Linked DNA regions of Mus musculus: region 2 is linked to region 1. A link is a loop called in an ENCODE intact Hi-C map of the cell type or tissue named here. Cell type or tissue: left cerebral cortex. All regions are shown on one strand.

The links. Hi-C counts contacts between places; a loop is a spot of excess contacts. Peaks named below come from ENCODE experiments on the same cell type or tissue, not always from the same donor. Only the 100,000 strongest peaks of a DNase experiment are listed, where the experiment ranks them.
Region 2: a loop joins it to region 1, with 2.7 times the contacts of the local background. A loop is called at or near these places in 2 of 42 quality-filtered maps.

The regions. Positions count from the first base shown.
Region 1 is chr6:28,837,739-28,845,738 of GRCm38, reverse strand. The region is part of intron 16 of Snd1 (staphylococcal nuclease and tudor domain containing 1); the gene reads right to left. Among named protein-coding and RNA genes, the nearest start is that of Lrrc4, 10 kb to the right of the region's middle. In left cerebral cortex, no CTCF peak of the experiment used is centred here; DNase peaks (open chromatin) are centred at 3,151 and 3,967; H3K27ac peaks cover 2,541 bases.
Region 2 is chr6:28,946,335-28,954,334 of GRCm38, reverse strand. No RefSeq gene overlaps it. Among named protein-coding and RNA genes, the nearest start is that of Gm40357, 15 kb to the left of the region's middle. In left cerebral cortex, a CTCF peak has its summit at 4,910 (motif pointing left); a DNase peak (open chromatin) is centred at 4,904.

The DNA.
Region 1 (8,000 bases):
GCAGGCACCATTCCAATTCTTCCTAAGAGAGCCTTTTTTGTTTGTTTTTCCCCAGTAGCTACCCCCCACTTCCTTTCTATCAGTGTGCAAATTTCTCAATTCCTAGCCACGAATCAGATTGAAAGCTTGGAGGAGACATCAGACAGACCTTATAATCTCTGCTAATCCTGTAATCGGGTGCTAAACCCAGGACACAAATGGATTTGCAAAATAAGGATTTCAGAAACTCAAATGGCATTAGCAGGCCTCCAAGACAAATGCACGTGACAACCAAATGAGATCCATCAATACAGAGATATAGTCCACACTAAGCACCTGGAAAACATAACGGAGCAGATGCATGGCAGAGGTTGGCAGACCTCTGGAGCTGTCAGTGAGGCTATCTCCTCTCTCAAGAGGATTCTTTTCTCTGTTTTGTGTCTATTTTTAAGTTGCTCTCAATGGACACACAATAATTGTACATATTTATTGATATACGCACATATTGTATAATGATCAAATCAGGGTAGCAAGCATATCTATCACTTTACAATTTGACTGTTTCTTCTACTCTGAAGTTGGAAATGTGAGTGCTGAGGTGGCTGAGTGGGTAAAGCACGAACCGGCCAAGCCTGACAGCATGAATTCCATCCTGGAATCCACATGATGGTAGAAGGAGAGACCTGACTCCTCAAGTGGCCCTCTGTCCTCTCCACACATTCCCCATGACATGCATGCCAAACACAGGCAGGCAGGCAGGCGCGCATGCACACACACACACACACACACACACCCCACAGAGTTAACAAAGAAAAATACAATTTATTATTGTGAACTACAGTCACTCTCTCGTGCAACAGAACCTTAGGACTCATCTGATCCATTGACTAACTATTGTCTATTGTTCCCACCCCAACAAGGTCCCTTTGGAAGATTGTCTTCAGTTGTTTGGGAATGGAAGACTAGGGATAAAAGAGACAGGAAAAGAGAAAGAGAGGAAAGCTCTTTGTAAGATGCAAAAACAATGAGTGGTTCCAGCAAGGTGAAGACAAGGAGGGAGTTTAGGGACCGTGCTGCTTGGGACCCATGCAGAGAATTGCAGAGTAAAGCTTTCAAGGCACTAGATTCATATTTGCCGCCCTCCTGACCTAGTATGGGGCAAAGGCCTCTAGGAAGTGGCTTTCTCTACAGTGTGCATCATTAGGAGCACACCTGCCCCTGGGTGGATGGGCCTGAGTGCATTTTGTGTGTGTATGAATTGGGGGTGGGGGTGCTTCTCCAAGCTGCAAAGCTACCTGACCATGTGGGGCAGAGACACTGCAACACATAGATCTTAAATGCCAGTGGCTGTATTTGAGGGAGAGTCTGGAGCCATTTGTTTCAGGCAAATGGGAAAGTTTCCCTGGGTTTTCTTCTCCAAGTATCTGGATGTGAAAGTAACAGTACAAGGCATGACCCTGACTAGGGTGACATCTTTGTTCCTTTTTGGGAGCAGACACACCCAGGAGAGAGTAGCACAAGGCAGTACAGGGAGCCCAACTCTGCTAGCTTCCACGATAAGGCAGCCTACCTCAGGCTATAGTCTTCCCCTCCACACTGCTCTCTCTGCTCCACCCCTCTTTGATGGCTTCAAGAATAAGGGTATTTAGTCTGATAGGAAGGGAAAAAACCCCCAAATTTGCCTGATGTCACTGTCCCACTTAATGCCCATTCTGCTGACAGCATGGCACTGCTTCTGTGGACTAAGAGTTACTTTTATTCCTCAGAATGTGGCTTGGTATCTAGGTGCTCTTGTATGTGGGTTCACGTGACAACCCAAGAGTGACATTAGTTGTCCCCTTCGATTGTTCTCTTCCTTCTACATTGAGACAAGGTCTATCGTTGCCCTGAAGCTCACCAATTTTGCCATTCTGGCTAGCTGGAATGTTCAGGGGATTTCTACGTTGAGATTAGAGGCAGGTCACCATTCCTAACCAGGTATTATATGAATTCTGGGGATTCAAACTTGGGTCCTCAAGCTTGCACAGCAATCACTTTCTCCACTGAGCTACCCAACTCTCCAGCTTACTCATTTTTAACCTGTATTTCTGTCACCAGTTGGACATCTGGGTCTTTGATCAGCATATTCAAAGTAATTAAGGTTAATGAGATACATGGAGGTAGCAAAAACTGTGAAAGGTGAGGCCTGTTTGGAAATAAAACAAAACACCAGTAATCTGAAATGGAGGTTCAGGGGACAGCTGGTGTCAGTTGGGTGGTGGGCCACTTTTTGAGCCTGTCTCAGGAAGCCATCAGATGGCAAGGGAGATGAGCGAACTGCAGGAAGCTGACCACTCCCAACTACCCTCACTTGTCAGTCCTCTAGTCTTCTAGGCTCACATGTAGTGTGAGGCCTTAGAAAAACCTTCAACACCTACTTAATGCTTTCCTTCCTAGAAGACAGTACCTAATGAGAATGGTCTCCTTCACCCAAAGCAAGCGAGTCAAGCTTATGTGTTTAGAAAACTCATTAATAACAAAAGACATCTGAGAGGAGACAGTGTGTGTGTGTGTAAAATGGTAGTGGCAAGAGCCAACTCCTTAAGAGTCATTAAGCATGGGGCTGGTAGTCACTAGTGCCTGTGCCTGGCTGTGCTTGGCTCCTATCGGCACCAGGATGCTTCTTGGTATTAGTTTGATAGAGTCTTACTCTGCAGCTGTCAGCTATGCAGGCACAAAGGCTCTTATTTCTTCCCTTTCTTAGGCATGAGGACAACAGGCAGCTTTAGGAAAATCAAATGGCTCAGGTCCTGCTGGAACACAGTGATGGAAGCTCATGTGCAGTGTGGTTCCATGCCCCAGGTTTCTGGGGATCCCACCAGAGAGAGAAGTGAGAGTGCCCCTACTTTGCTGATGGTTGGTCTGTTCACACTCATCTCCTTTCTTTACTTCCTGCCCCTTATCTATGCATAGACACAGCCTTGAATAGATCCCACTGACTGGCACTTGGAGGCAGACTGCCAGAGCCGGGGCAGGAAGGACAGAGCTCAAGTTGCTCTATGTGTCTGGGATCCCAAGATGGTCTCTTTTTGGGGAGGGATCCCCAAGTACTCTGTGCCAGTGCCAAAGCACCACCAAATTGCTTGGCCAGAGAGGACACTGGCGGGGGAGGGAGTGAGCCCTGTCCAGCTCGCATGCTGCTCATTTGCACAAAGAGCCCTTTCAGAGTTATTGGCTGGCAGGGCTCCTCCTGGGCTTTTTTCAGTGCTTGTGCACAGAATACCAATCAAGCAGTCTCACTGGGCTGCCACACAAACTAGCCACAGTTACCAAGAAAGGGACACAGAATGACAGCTCCTCTAGCTAGGCTCCAAGGAGGTAGCCCTGGACCCTCAACTGGGTGGGGCTTCACTGCACTCACCAGAAGCAGAACCACCTCAGTCTGGTGTCCCTAACAGCAACATTTGAAATGGTCCAAGAAAAGAGGCTCCTAAGTGCTTCTCACTTATAGCATCTTTGGCTGGTATAGTGATGCGAAATCTGAAAGATGAGGATTTATGGTGGGGTCTATGAAGGTATTCTACAGTGGAACAGAATAAATTTCAAAAGACTCAGGCTTGCCTTAATTAAAAAGAAACAAATCTACCTATTGGCTCCAGTCAAATGCAGATATTGTGATAAGAGGCTACGGTAAGTAAATAGGAGAAAATGCATATGTGAACAGCCCAGCTAACCAACTGACTCAGGACTCTCTAACCTGTCTAAACCTGAATGAGGATCTAAGGACCCTAATTCCTTATTTCACATTTACCAGCAGGCACATCCTTTAAAATAAGGGTGAGTTCCACTAGCAGCATCTGCAGGTAAAAGCTGCATCTGAAAACAAGGACCAAAAGCAGGCTGAATGCTGAGTAAATCGAACTCCCCAAAAAGTTATCTTAAGAACAACGGAGCACCCAGGAATCTGGGTGCCAGCCAACCTACCCATAGCTCATCTGATGACTCAGGGGGAAGCCAATGGTGCGGCTGGTTCTGGCATCCCCAGGGCTGCACTCCCCTCTACTTCTGAGCACCAGTACTCCTCCTCAGGCTAAGGTAGGATGCAGAGAAGACTGCCACTCCAGAGAATTTGAGACCACTCAAGCCACATGCTATGTGTCCTTTGATTCTCCCTCACTCCCTGAAGACCCAAGGATGGGTCAATGAATGCATGGTGGAAGAAGCCAAGTTGCTAAGTCAGTACAGAACGACAAACTGAAGTTATACCATTCGGAACTAGGGGAATCCTAGCCATAGCTAAGGCTGGCAGTGTGGAACTGAAAACAATTGATGGATTATATAAAGCAGCTTGATGGCCAGAAATGATGATCTATCTACAAAAACAGCAAACAAATCAAGGAGGTTGGCAGAGAGAAGGTAGTAGAAGCAAGGCACTGCTCTATAAACTGACGGGTAAGAACGGCTTGGAGGTTGTGGAAGAGCTGCAAGAAACCACTCAAGAGCAGACCATGCTCAAGAGACAAAAACATGGAAGTTCCAAATTTGATCATACCTCTTAAAATTAGCCCAAAACTGTAAAGAGTGAACGTAGACAGTACAATTCTGAATTCTAGTAAGGGTGCCTAGAATATTCCTGGGATAGTGGCCTTAAGCCTAGTGACTTTGTTTTCCTTAAAAACATCTATGGTACAGGAACAGGTTGGAACATCTTCAGGCAAAAGGGGAAAAAAAAGTCAAAGGCAACACAGAAGGACCCAGGGGACCCAGGCTCCCAGTCAGACTTGATTCTCACTTGTCTGGTACCTCCTCTAGGATGTTTTAAGTTAAATTAAGAGTTTGTTGATGGAACTGTTTGTTCTGTTGTCATGAAAAATTTAGGGACTGACAGCTATTAGAGAAGGGACAGAAGGAGACAGAAGCTAGGCCTCCTCTTCACCCAGCCCCAACTGCGCTTAAGCTCAGGAGCTCAGTGGGGTATTTATAGCTGCCTTTAAATTTACCCAACTCACCATAGAGAGAGGTAATGGGGCGCCCTTTACTGCTGCTAGTGGTGATTGTCCTAACATTCTTTAATTAGCAAAAAGCGTTGGCACAGCCACTTTCAAAGCATTTGATCTCACTGTCCTGGTGTTCTCTATTTCAGGCTCAACAGTCCGCACTCCCTTAGCAGAAAATGCACTTTAGCAAAACCGAAACTGACAGGCACATGCAGATGTGAGTGCAGATGTGAGTGCAGGTATGTCTGTACGCCTGTGTCCATATTGCAACTCACTCTGCGCATCCACAACTGTCAGAAACCTGCACGCCTTTACGTTGCCTCCATAAAACTGCCTCTCAGGAGTCTCTCAGCAGGAGTTAGGAAAGTCCAAAGTGAGAACTGGAGATCTTGAGATCACCAGGATCCGCTTTATTCTTCTTGTATTAAAAAACAAAACCAACAAATTGTAAACTACCTTTTCAGAGATGATAATGGAGCAGAGTTAGGGCTAATGGTGTCCATGGAACAAGGGGTCCAAGCTCTTCTCCTCAGGCCTAAGAACAGTTTTACTACTGAGGAGAAGAGCTGGGAAGGAAGGAAGGAAGGAAGGAAGGAAGGAAGGAAGGAAGGAAAGAAGGAAGGGCCAATGTTGTGCTTCCATGGGGGAATGCGATGAACACATAAACAAATTCCCAGACATAGTCATCTTTGGAAATGGTACAAAGCAAGCAAAGCTAAAGCTGGGGAATGTAATTAAGACTGCTCAAGAAGCTAGACCAAGGATGTGGGAAAGAGCAAGCTATGTTGAAGATAGAGCAAAATCCCAAGGGAGAGAATCAATTTAAGAATATTCCAGAATATGATGACCAGTGTAACTGTCACGCTAGGAGTATGGAGGGGTTTGATAAATGTCAGGACTGAGGTTGAAGGAAAGGGATAAAGGCTGAGGAGCTGTGGTAGGCATTTCCGTTGCTATTCAATTTATGAGGAAAATGGAACATTTTAAGTAAATCAATAACATAATCTGACGTAAAGTCAACACGATCACTTTAGTTGCTGTGGAGAATAGATTACAAACAGTACAGGTTTTTACTAATCTAACAGAGATTACCTTAGCAGTTCTAAATATGTTCTGGGGTCATGTGAGATGTTGACAAACTAGTACACTAATATTAACTGCTGGGTGTGGTGGCACCTGCCAGGTAGATCTTTTCATGTTCGAGACCAGCCTTATCTACGCAGTGAGTTCTAGGGCATCCAGGGTTATAGAGTGAGATCATGTCTCAGAATTACATTAACTGTTAGAAATAGAAAAACCACTTTATGGATGAAGAATTAGAAGTTCTAAATTAGGAGCAATGCCAAGAGTAAGTGATTCTAAATAATAAAAAGATAACAGAAAGAATTCAATCAAAAATTGACTAGACAAAACTTTTTTTTTCTATAGTAGCTTCCATACTAAAAACAATAAATGTATCAGACAGAGGTGGCACATGACTTTAATCCCAGCATTCCAGAGGCAGGAGCATGTGGATCTAGAGTGAGTTCCAGGACAGCTAGAGCTACACAGAGAAACCCTGCTTCAAAATCAATCAATCAATCAATCAATCAATCTGTATAAAACAAACAAAAACAATACATACTATTATTAGTGTTTGCTGAGACGGTCATGAATTCCAAAACTTCCTTGTACTCCAATAAGATAAAAGAAGTTGACTACTTTACACAGGAAGGATCTGAAGCTTAAGGATTTACACATACACAGTACAAAGCCTATCTGAGATTCAGGTTCAAGTTTGTCTGATTCCAGAGATTCCTCATGGCCACCACTGTGCTCTAACACTTGACGGCATGTACATGTACACACTGCGTGTAATCTTGTAGACTGTAGTTAGGGTACATGAGTAGCTTCAACAGATACATCACATGCGCATCTGTGAAGCAATTAATTTTAGGTGTGGAACCCTGATTCATAACCTAGTTTGCACGGATTATCCTGGTGGGCCCTAAATTCAACCAGAAGTGTCCCTCTAACTTACAGACAGGAAAGAAGAAAATGAGACAGTGTGACCATGGAGGCAGAGCCTAAGGGGACACATTGACAAGACAAGGGCTGCCTCCAGAAGTCAAGGCCACTCAAGATTCTTCAAGGAGCAAAGCCTTACTAGACTAAGAGCTTTGAGCTCCTAAATCTCCAAGAGAATTTGGTGGCTGAAGTCACTGACTATTATGTGGAAATGTTTTTATGGCAGCCAAAGAAATGAAGTCACTCTGCTGGGCGTGGTGGCGCAGGCCTTTAATCCCAACACCCAGGAGTCAGAGGCAGGCGGATTTCTGAGTTCGAGGCCAGCCTGGTCTACAAAGTGAGTTCCAGGACAGCCAGGGCTACACAGAGAAACCCTATCTCAAAAAACCAAAAAAAAAAAAAAAAAAAAAAAAAAAAAAAAAAAAAAAAAACCCACAAGAAATTAAGACACTCATTACTTCTGTAACCATAACAAAACTTCTTAAATCCACATATAAACTAGTGAATCTAATGGTTTCTTAGCTCAGTGCTGTGTTTACAGCCTTAAGTACCTATCAACAACCAGAAAATGTTACTAAAGTTATTCTATATACAGGTTATTAAAGAAAGCAAACCATTGGGCCTGGATGGGCCAGTGTATCTGCAAAGAGGGAAGGGGTATTCATAGGTGTTCTACTGGACATCTTTGATTGCTGGCCCTTATGTGTGACTGTGGCAAGAATGGTACCCCAAACTTACTTTCTCAAGAAAGGAAGAGCCAGCTAGCAAGCAGGAGGCCTGGCTTTTCACTCCAGCCCAAAGGCACCACCAGCCCTGGTGAAACTAGTCTCAGTAGAGAAAGTCTCAGTAGAGAAAGAAGCCTTTGTAATCTGTCCAGCTCCATGTAATTTCCCTCCCTCCCTTTCTTTTTCTCTAGACAGAGTCTCATATATCCCAGGCTGGCTTCAAAGTTGCTATGTAGGATGACTGTGAACTGAATTCTGGGGTTATAGGTGTGCTCTATCATGGCTAGTTAATGCAGTGCTTTTGATAGGCTTG
Region 2 (8,000 bases), 110 kb before region 1:
GCCTAGGGTTGTGGTTTTGTTTTGTTTTAAAACGTATTTTCTTTCACCAACGGGCTGTAAATCAGGGTTCTCACTGTGTCAGCCTTGAGTTACACTCATTTGCATGAGAGGTTCATGAGACTCAGAGAAAAGTTCATTACTGAAACAGATATTATAAAGAATACGGACGAAGACCTGCCCAGAATGAGGTATTGGGAGGACTTGAAGCATCCATACCCTCTCCAGGAGTACCTCCAGGTACTCCCTCCAGGCACACACACACGCACACACACATGTGCACACGTGCACACACACAGAAGCTCCTGAACCCAGCCCTTTAGCGCTTTCACAGACAATCTACTCACAGGCATGACTGCCTCAGACCAGAGGGGCAGACAGCCTCCATCTTCTCTGAGGCTTCTTGGTTTCTATACAAGCTTCCTTTCCCTCCAGGGCAGGGGGGGTGGTGTGAGACCCCTCTGACATAAGTATCTTTTCACTTACTGAGTTTTAGTGGTCTGCCACAAGTGGGGAAGGGCTTATAAGCCAAGAACCGACAAAAACAAAATTATTCATTTCATATTCTAACCAGTTTCAAAGGAGATTCACTAAAATCTCCTGACATGACCACGATTCCATCAATTCTTCCTCGTAATTCCAGTGTTGTCCTATATACACTGAGGCAGCGCTGTAAAGTATGAAATGTAGCCCTTGTGAGCTGTTCCTTGATCGTCACCAGATGCCTCCTTTCTGCCTGCTCTAAGGACAAACTGAAATTGACTCAGTAATTTTGCTCCATCAACTTCATTTGGTCCATATTTTGTGATTCATCTTTTCCTTGCCTTTGTTTTTTTTTATCTTACTTTATGGTTTTCTTGTAGTATATTTAGAAATAGAATAATTTTGGGTTAAATGAAGTAAAGAAATAAGTCTGATCGGTTAGCATTGATAATCCATGTGTGTTTGCTCCATTTCTGCCTTACACAGCTGCTTGTATTCCTGAAACTGTCTTTGCTTCAGTTTTTTCCTTCCTGTCTTTCTGTTGGACTGATCAAGACTCTCCACATTTCTTCCACTGCCTTGGAATGTAAAGCCTATGATAATGGCCCTTTCATTTGTGTTTGTAACTGTTAACATGTGCGGCTACATCCAGATTTGTGTGGGTTCCAGGGATCTAAACTCGAGTCCTCATAGTTGTGTGAGAGGTGCTTACCCAAAGAGCCACCTCCCCAGCTCCAACCTGTACATTTTTAATACATACACTTAACTACAAATTATCTTGGCATTGCCAAAAAATTAGTACTTCTATTGTCTTGTGAGCATTGGTTTATTTTAATCATTGGACTCGAAGGGTTTCCACTACTGTGAACAGACACCATGACCAAGACAACTCTTATAAGGACAATATTTAATTAGTGCTGGCTTACAGGTTCAGAGGTTCAGTCCGTTATCATCATGGCAGGAAGCATGGCAGCATCTAGGCAGGCATGGTATTGGAGGAGCTGAGAGTTCTACATCTTGTTTCAAAGGCAAACAGAAGACTGATTCTCACATAGCTAGGAGGAGGGTCTCATTGTCCACCCCCACAGTGACACAATTCCTCCAACAAGGCCACACCTCCTAATAGTGCCACTCCCTGGGCTAAGCATACTCAAGCCATCACATCGGACAAACACCACCTAGATTTTCGCAGCATCTTTTACGTTCCTTTAGTCACAGAACCTTTCCAAAGTTGGAGGTTAATGCATCTCCAAACGTTTCATCCGAGCCTGTGCTCACCGCTGTTTCCTGCATCCCATATCCTCTTTGCAAGTCCATTTCTCTTCTTGGTGAATTACTTTCTCTCGTAATGACATCTGTGGGAGGTAACGTCTCTCAGTCTCTGTGCGTGTCTTAAAATATCTTTATTTTGTCCTTGTTCCTGAATGGTAATTTAGTGGTATGTAAACGCAGGCGTTTTAAAGCTACTCTTCCATTGTCTTCTGGCAGGTATTGTGGCTTCAGGGAAGTGGGCTGACAGTCTAATAGATGAGCCTTTAAATGGTGTTTATCTCTTCTCTGTATAGCTTTTCCCAGTTGTCTCTCTGTCTTGTATGCCTCGTGGGTTTTGCACAAGTAGACTTATTTTTATTTACTTTGCATGGTACCTTCCATACACACGTTGTAAAGAATTCATACTGTCTCCAATAGGAAATCCTCAGTTTTATCTTCTAAATATTATTTCTCTGCTCTGATTTAAGATATTAAAACTGTTTAAATCATTCCTCTTCATTGGTCCCTTTATAATTGTTGATTTTTTTTAAAATGTGATATAGTCTAGGCTAATTTTTTCCTACTATCTTCAAATGCAAATTCAAATTCCATCACTTTTTGATTGATTTTTAGGTCAAATTTTCCAATGATTTTTGCATTGCTAAGGTATCTCTTTCTTGTTTAGTTTCTATTGGAATGTCTTATTTCTGAACTTCATAGAAGTTGTTCCTTCTGTTATCAATTCGAGTACCTTAAACACACTTATTTTAAAGTATTTGTTTCATCACATTTTTAAAAATGTATTTTATGTGTATATAAGTATGTCAGGTCCTTGCGCATGCCTAGTGTTTGCAGAGATCAGAAAATAGTACCATACGCCCTGGAACTGGAGTTACAGACAGTTGTGAGCCAACATGTGGGTATAAGAAGTTGAATCCAGCGTCCTCTAAAACAGTAACCAGTGCTCTTAACTGCTGGGCATCTCTCCAGCCCTCTTGTTTCATACAGGTTGAATGACATCTGTGAGGATCTGCTGATTTCTCCTAGCATGAGAGTTCTCCCCTCGATTTGGAACTCTCAGTGGGAAGATTGCCTGGTTTCTCTGCTGAGTGTTTTTACCTTTGTCTTGGCTACCTTTTGCTTTATCATCGGTTGGCACCCTGGGGACCACCAGTCCACCCCTGCCCTTGTGACGAGTGTATCATACTGGGGAAGTGTGTTCAATAAACACATCCACATGGCAGGCAGGAGTGATGATGCAAGGCAGGGAGACAAAGATTGCAGGGGAGGAAAGTCATTTAAACAGATCCTGGAAGTGATATAGCCGTACAACACACAGGGTGAAGATGAAGGCAAACATGCCAGGAATCTCCACAGCCGTAGCATTTCAAGTATGTCGGGAACAGTTGACTGGTAAGTCGACTGATATTTGCTAAGCAGTTGAAAGTATACAGAGTGGGTACGTGCAAGAACAGATTTCTGCGTGATGTTTATTGATGAGTCAAGTTTGGGCCTAAATCATGTGCCGCTCTCTAAGAGGCAATGAAGACCCATCACAGGGCTATGCCCATCTCCTATCCAAACAGGAGTCTGACAATAGCTGCTGCCATCACCACTTGAGAAGTGTCTTAGTTAGGGTTTTATACTGCTGTGAACAGACACACCATGACCAAGGCAACTCTCATAAGGACAACATTTAATGGGGGCTGGCTTACAGGTTCAGTGGTTCAGTCCATTATCATCAAGGTGGGAACAACATGGTGGCATCTAGGCAGGCATGGTGCAGGAGGAGCTGAGAGTTCTACATCTTCATCTGAAGACTGATAACAGAAGACTGACTTCCAGGCAGCTAGGATGAGGGTTTTAAAGCCCACACCCACAGGGAAACACCTACTCCAACAAGGCCACACCTACTCCAACAGGGCCACACCTTCTAATAATGCCACTCCCTGGGCTGAGCATATACAAACAATTAGAAGAAGTAAGTCCCAATCCCATATAATAGAAATGTGGAAGCTGGAGAGATGGCTCAGAAATGGTTAAGAGCATTTACTGCTCTTGCCGAGGGTGTCAGCAGCGGGTCCTGGTGTCAACAGAACACCTTTTCCAGCTGTGGGTCACTTGCTGGCACCATCTGGAAGCAGAGAACAGGAAGAAGGTGTGGGACCTATGGTGACAGAGAGCTGCCGGATAGCAGGCCATGTGGTGAACTCGATGGATTGTAGGAAGAGGTCATTCCAGGGATGTCAACAGATTCCCTGTTGGGGATGGGAGTGGCAGAAGCTAGAAAGGCTTTGTCACAGGCAGGCAGTCAGCCTGAGAACAACTGCCCAGTGAGCATGTGCTGAGCCCAGGCACTGGGCGCTGGGATTGGCTCTAGATGGGTCAAACGGCCATGCTCCTTAAAGATGCATTGGTGATGAAGCAGGGTCCAGGTCCTGGTCCAGAGCCTGCTACCTCCACAGAGAGGCTTGTTTAATGCTCACAGTTCCTTAGGGAAGGTGCTTTTGTTTCATTTTTCAAGGTAACTGGAAAGAAAAGGAGACTTGAAGGGTTACGTGATTTAGCCCAAATCACCCTGCTGGTTTACAGGGATTTGAACCTGAGTCTGAAGAAGAGCTGTGCTGCCATCATCAGAGAGCGGCAGCGGCGCTAACTCAACTCCATACAGGGAGGGTGGATTAAGGATCCCTCCTGGAGAAGAGGCTCTACGATCATAACTCCTAGGGATACCTGTGTACTACTTAACCAGAAACACTCAAAAACAAAAAAAAAAAATCTACAGGGTAGAAAAATCCTTGGAGCTTGCTTATTCAGGGCCCGCGGGGTTGATCCCTGTCCTCACAACCGCCATGACCCCTAAGTTCCTTCTTCCTTGTTGGACATCTAAAACCCTTCTAGAGTGCCTCTTCTGCAGGCTTCCTTTAATACATGTAACGGTTGGGGTGTGTTATACCATGGGCTGGGACAGGTATATCTCCATTTTCTTCATACAAGTAGGAGCATAGGTCATTCGTTCAGTCGACGAGAAGTTGCCAAATTAATTGCCCTACTTCAGAGGTAAAAATCCACTCCCCCAGAGGCTAGGGTTTGCTGGGGTCCAACTGGAATGGAAGCCCCCTATGTCTGGTCCCCTGGTGTCCCAAGCACAGATACTGCGCTCGCGCGCCCCCTTGTGGTTACCATGAGCGCTGCGGGTGAATGCACCATCTTCAGGGACCTGGAGGCTCCCTGTGGGGCCCAAAACTCTTTGGGGGCTCCTGCCAAGACTTTTCCAACGCCCTTTCCCTTTCCGTGTCCTAAAAGCTTTACCCCACATCTTCTTTCATGCCTAGTCCCCAAGTGCCCTCTCCCTCACGCTCACACCACTCTTTGCAGGCTCATCTGGAGCTTAGATTTCAGTGCAGAGGTGGAAATGGATCCTCTCACCTGTCCCCAGGATCTGTTTGCATTCACGGTTTGCTCTGGGGCTGAGACCCCTGAAGCCAACCATCTGCTTGCTCATGTTGACGCTGAGGTGACATGTCCTCTCCCTCAGCTGTCTGTGGCTTATCAGAGGTGCTGCTAGCCGCATTGTGGGTCCCTCTCAACGACCATAACTCTGAAAATGTGTCATTCTAACTGAGAATTGGCTCAGCAGCCAGACCCAGGAGGGTTCCATGCTAATAGAACATATCTTGAAGCAGCATAGGGAGACACGGGAGTAAATCTTGCATGGACAGACGGGTTTGCCAGGACTTGACTACAGGCCTTGAAATTCCTCCTTGAACACAAGCCATCTTACCCACAGGCCTCTCTCTGTCCCCGGGAGCCTTTCTGGGTTTATGACCAGGGTTCCAAGCCTTGGAACCACTCCGCACATCTATCGGGACAGCAGGGGTAGGGCCTCTTGTTCTTGGGAGCCACAGTGGGAAGAGCAACAACTGTCTGGCTGACAGAGACACAGAAGTGGCAAGAGTTCAGAAGGGAAGGGGGTGGGTGTGGCTCCACAGGAAGGGATGATTAAATAGACTGAATTCACGGGAGAGTCCTATCTGCTCACAGGACACCCATCAGTGCACCCAAATGGACCTGCACAAGGGAACATCGCCAATAATGAAGTTCTCATACGAGCAGATGGGAATCCTCGGATCTTCCATTCACCAGGTTCATGAATAAGTGACTGTGTGAACACATTCGTGATAAACACTTAGCATGTCTGATTCTCAACAAAGGCTCTGCTGCTCCCACTGCCTCTGCCCCTTCCTCTCCCTCCCCTCCCCACCCTCCCTCCTCTTCTTTTTTGGCTATTGTTGTGGTGGTGGTGGTTGGAGACAGGGTCTCTCTATAAAGCGTTGAATATACTAGATCAGGCTGGCCCCGAACATCAGCCTGTCTCCAGGCTTAAAGGCGTGTGCCAATGCCTTCTTTTTAAAAGCACCCGAGAGGAGCTAGTCGGAAGATTCTCTTACTTATTAAGTTTGGTTCAGCAGACAATGGAATCCCAGACACCTCCAAAAGGAGATGGAAAGAATCCAATAAATAGCACTCCTATTTTCTGCCCAGGCTCAGAACAAATTGAAAAGTCAGCACGGAGTGAGAGGTGATGGAGAAGTCAGACAAACCTTTCCTGCTAGCCTAGCCTGCGCTGAAGGACGCATTGGTGTGAGAAAGGAATGACCTGCCAATCCAACCTCAGGGGAAGCGGACATTCTCACAGGGAAAGTGAACAGACGGGTGTGGAAGAGGCCAAGTGTTACACAGATGCAACCCCATCCACGTGGAAGAGTGCTTACCCCGTTCTCTACATGCTAGTTGGTCCTTCTCAGGAAGTCAGGCATGGCAGTTCGCACCTGTAATTCCACATTCAAGAGACTGAAGTACAAGGAACCTGAGTTCCCATGCCAGCCTGGGCTACCTACAAGACCCTGTCTCAAAACAAAATAAAAAAATTAAACCACAAAACCAAAACAACAAATCAATACAGTTATTTTCAAACTCTAGAATATCAAGTGGATCTGTAAGGGACTAGGATCCTAGTATCAACCTGAGCTCTGGACCAGGAAGGGCGCTCGAGAGGCAGGCAGAGGGAGGCAGGTGGGTAGGAGGAACTATTCCCATGTTCTTGTTCTGCCCTGCAAGCCCAGCTCTGACGGACCACTTTGCGGAGTTCTTCTTCCATCCCCTCAGCCCAGCCCCTCCTCTGCAGAGTGCGAAAGTCTCGCGTTAACACTTTCACATTAAACTCTAATGGCTGACAAGCCTTTTCTCCTCCATAATTTAAAAGCAATTGTTAAAAGCAGGCCAGCTCTTGTTAACACCAATGAATATCTAATACAAATAGCACGATTTCAGAGAGAGCAAGACGGCAAAGTGAAAAATTCCAAGCCAGTAAAGAGGAAGGTCTTCCTTCCACAGCAGAGGGGAAAGTGAGCAAAGCCACGGGCCAGTGTGGGGCCAGCGGGAAGGCTCTGCAGAGTACAGACTGGTATATTCTAAACAGACTTGCATGGTCTAAATAGGATGGCACAAGGAGCTTCCAGATCTGAATCCAGAAGCTGTTCACGGAATTGGGAATCTTCTCTGACAGCTGTGCACATGTTCAAGCCCCCCCCCCCCCGTTATCCCCCTATTGTACACGCACACCCGGACACACAGACACACACACACATTTTGGTTCTTTTTTTTTTTTCTCTCCTTTAGGTTTTGGTATTTTGAGTCATGATCTTACATAAGTGAAGCTGTCTATAGTCTTTATATCGGAATGTGTCTGTGTGCTATCATACCTGGCTTTGTGGGTTTTTTTTCATAGTTTAAATGTAATTAATTTTATTTATTATTTGTATATGCCTGTGAAGTGTGTGTACCGGCTGGTTTTGTGTCTACTTGAGTTATCACAGAGAAAGGAGCCTCCCTTGAGGAAATGCCTCCATGAGATCCAGCTGTAAGGCATTTTCTCAATTAGTGATCAAGGGCCCATTGTGGGTGGTGACATCTCTGGGCTGGTAGTCTTGGGTTCTATAAGAGAGCAGGCTGAGCAAGCCAGGGGAAGCAAGCCAGTAAGGAACATCCCTCCATGGCCTCTGCATCAGCTTCTGCTTCCTGACCTGCTTGAGTTCCACTCCTGACTTCCTTTGGTGATGAACAGCAATGTGGAAAGTGTGAGGTGAATAAACCCTTTCCTCCCCAACTTGCTTCTTGGTCATGATATTTGTGCAGGAATAGAAACCCTGACTAAGACAGTGTGTTATGGTGGGATGTGTGTGCAAGTGTGCGACGGTGCAAGTGTG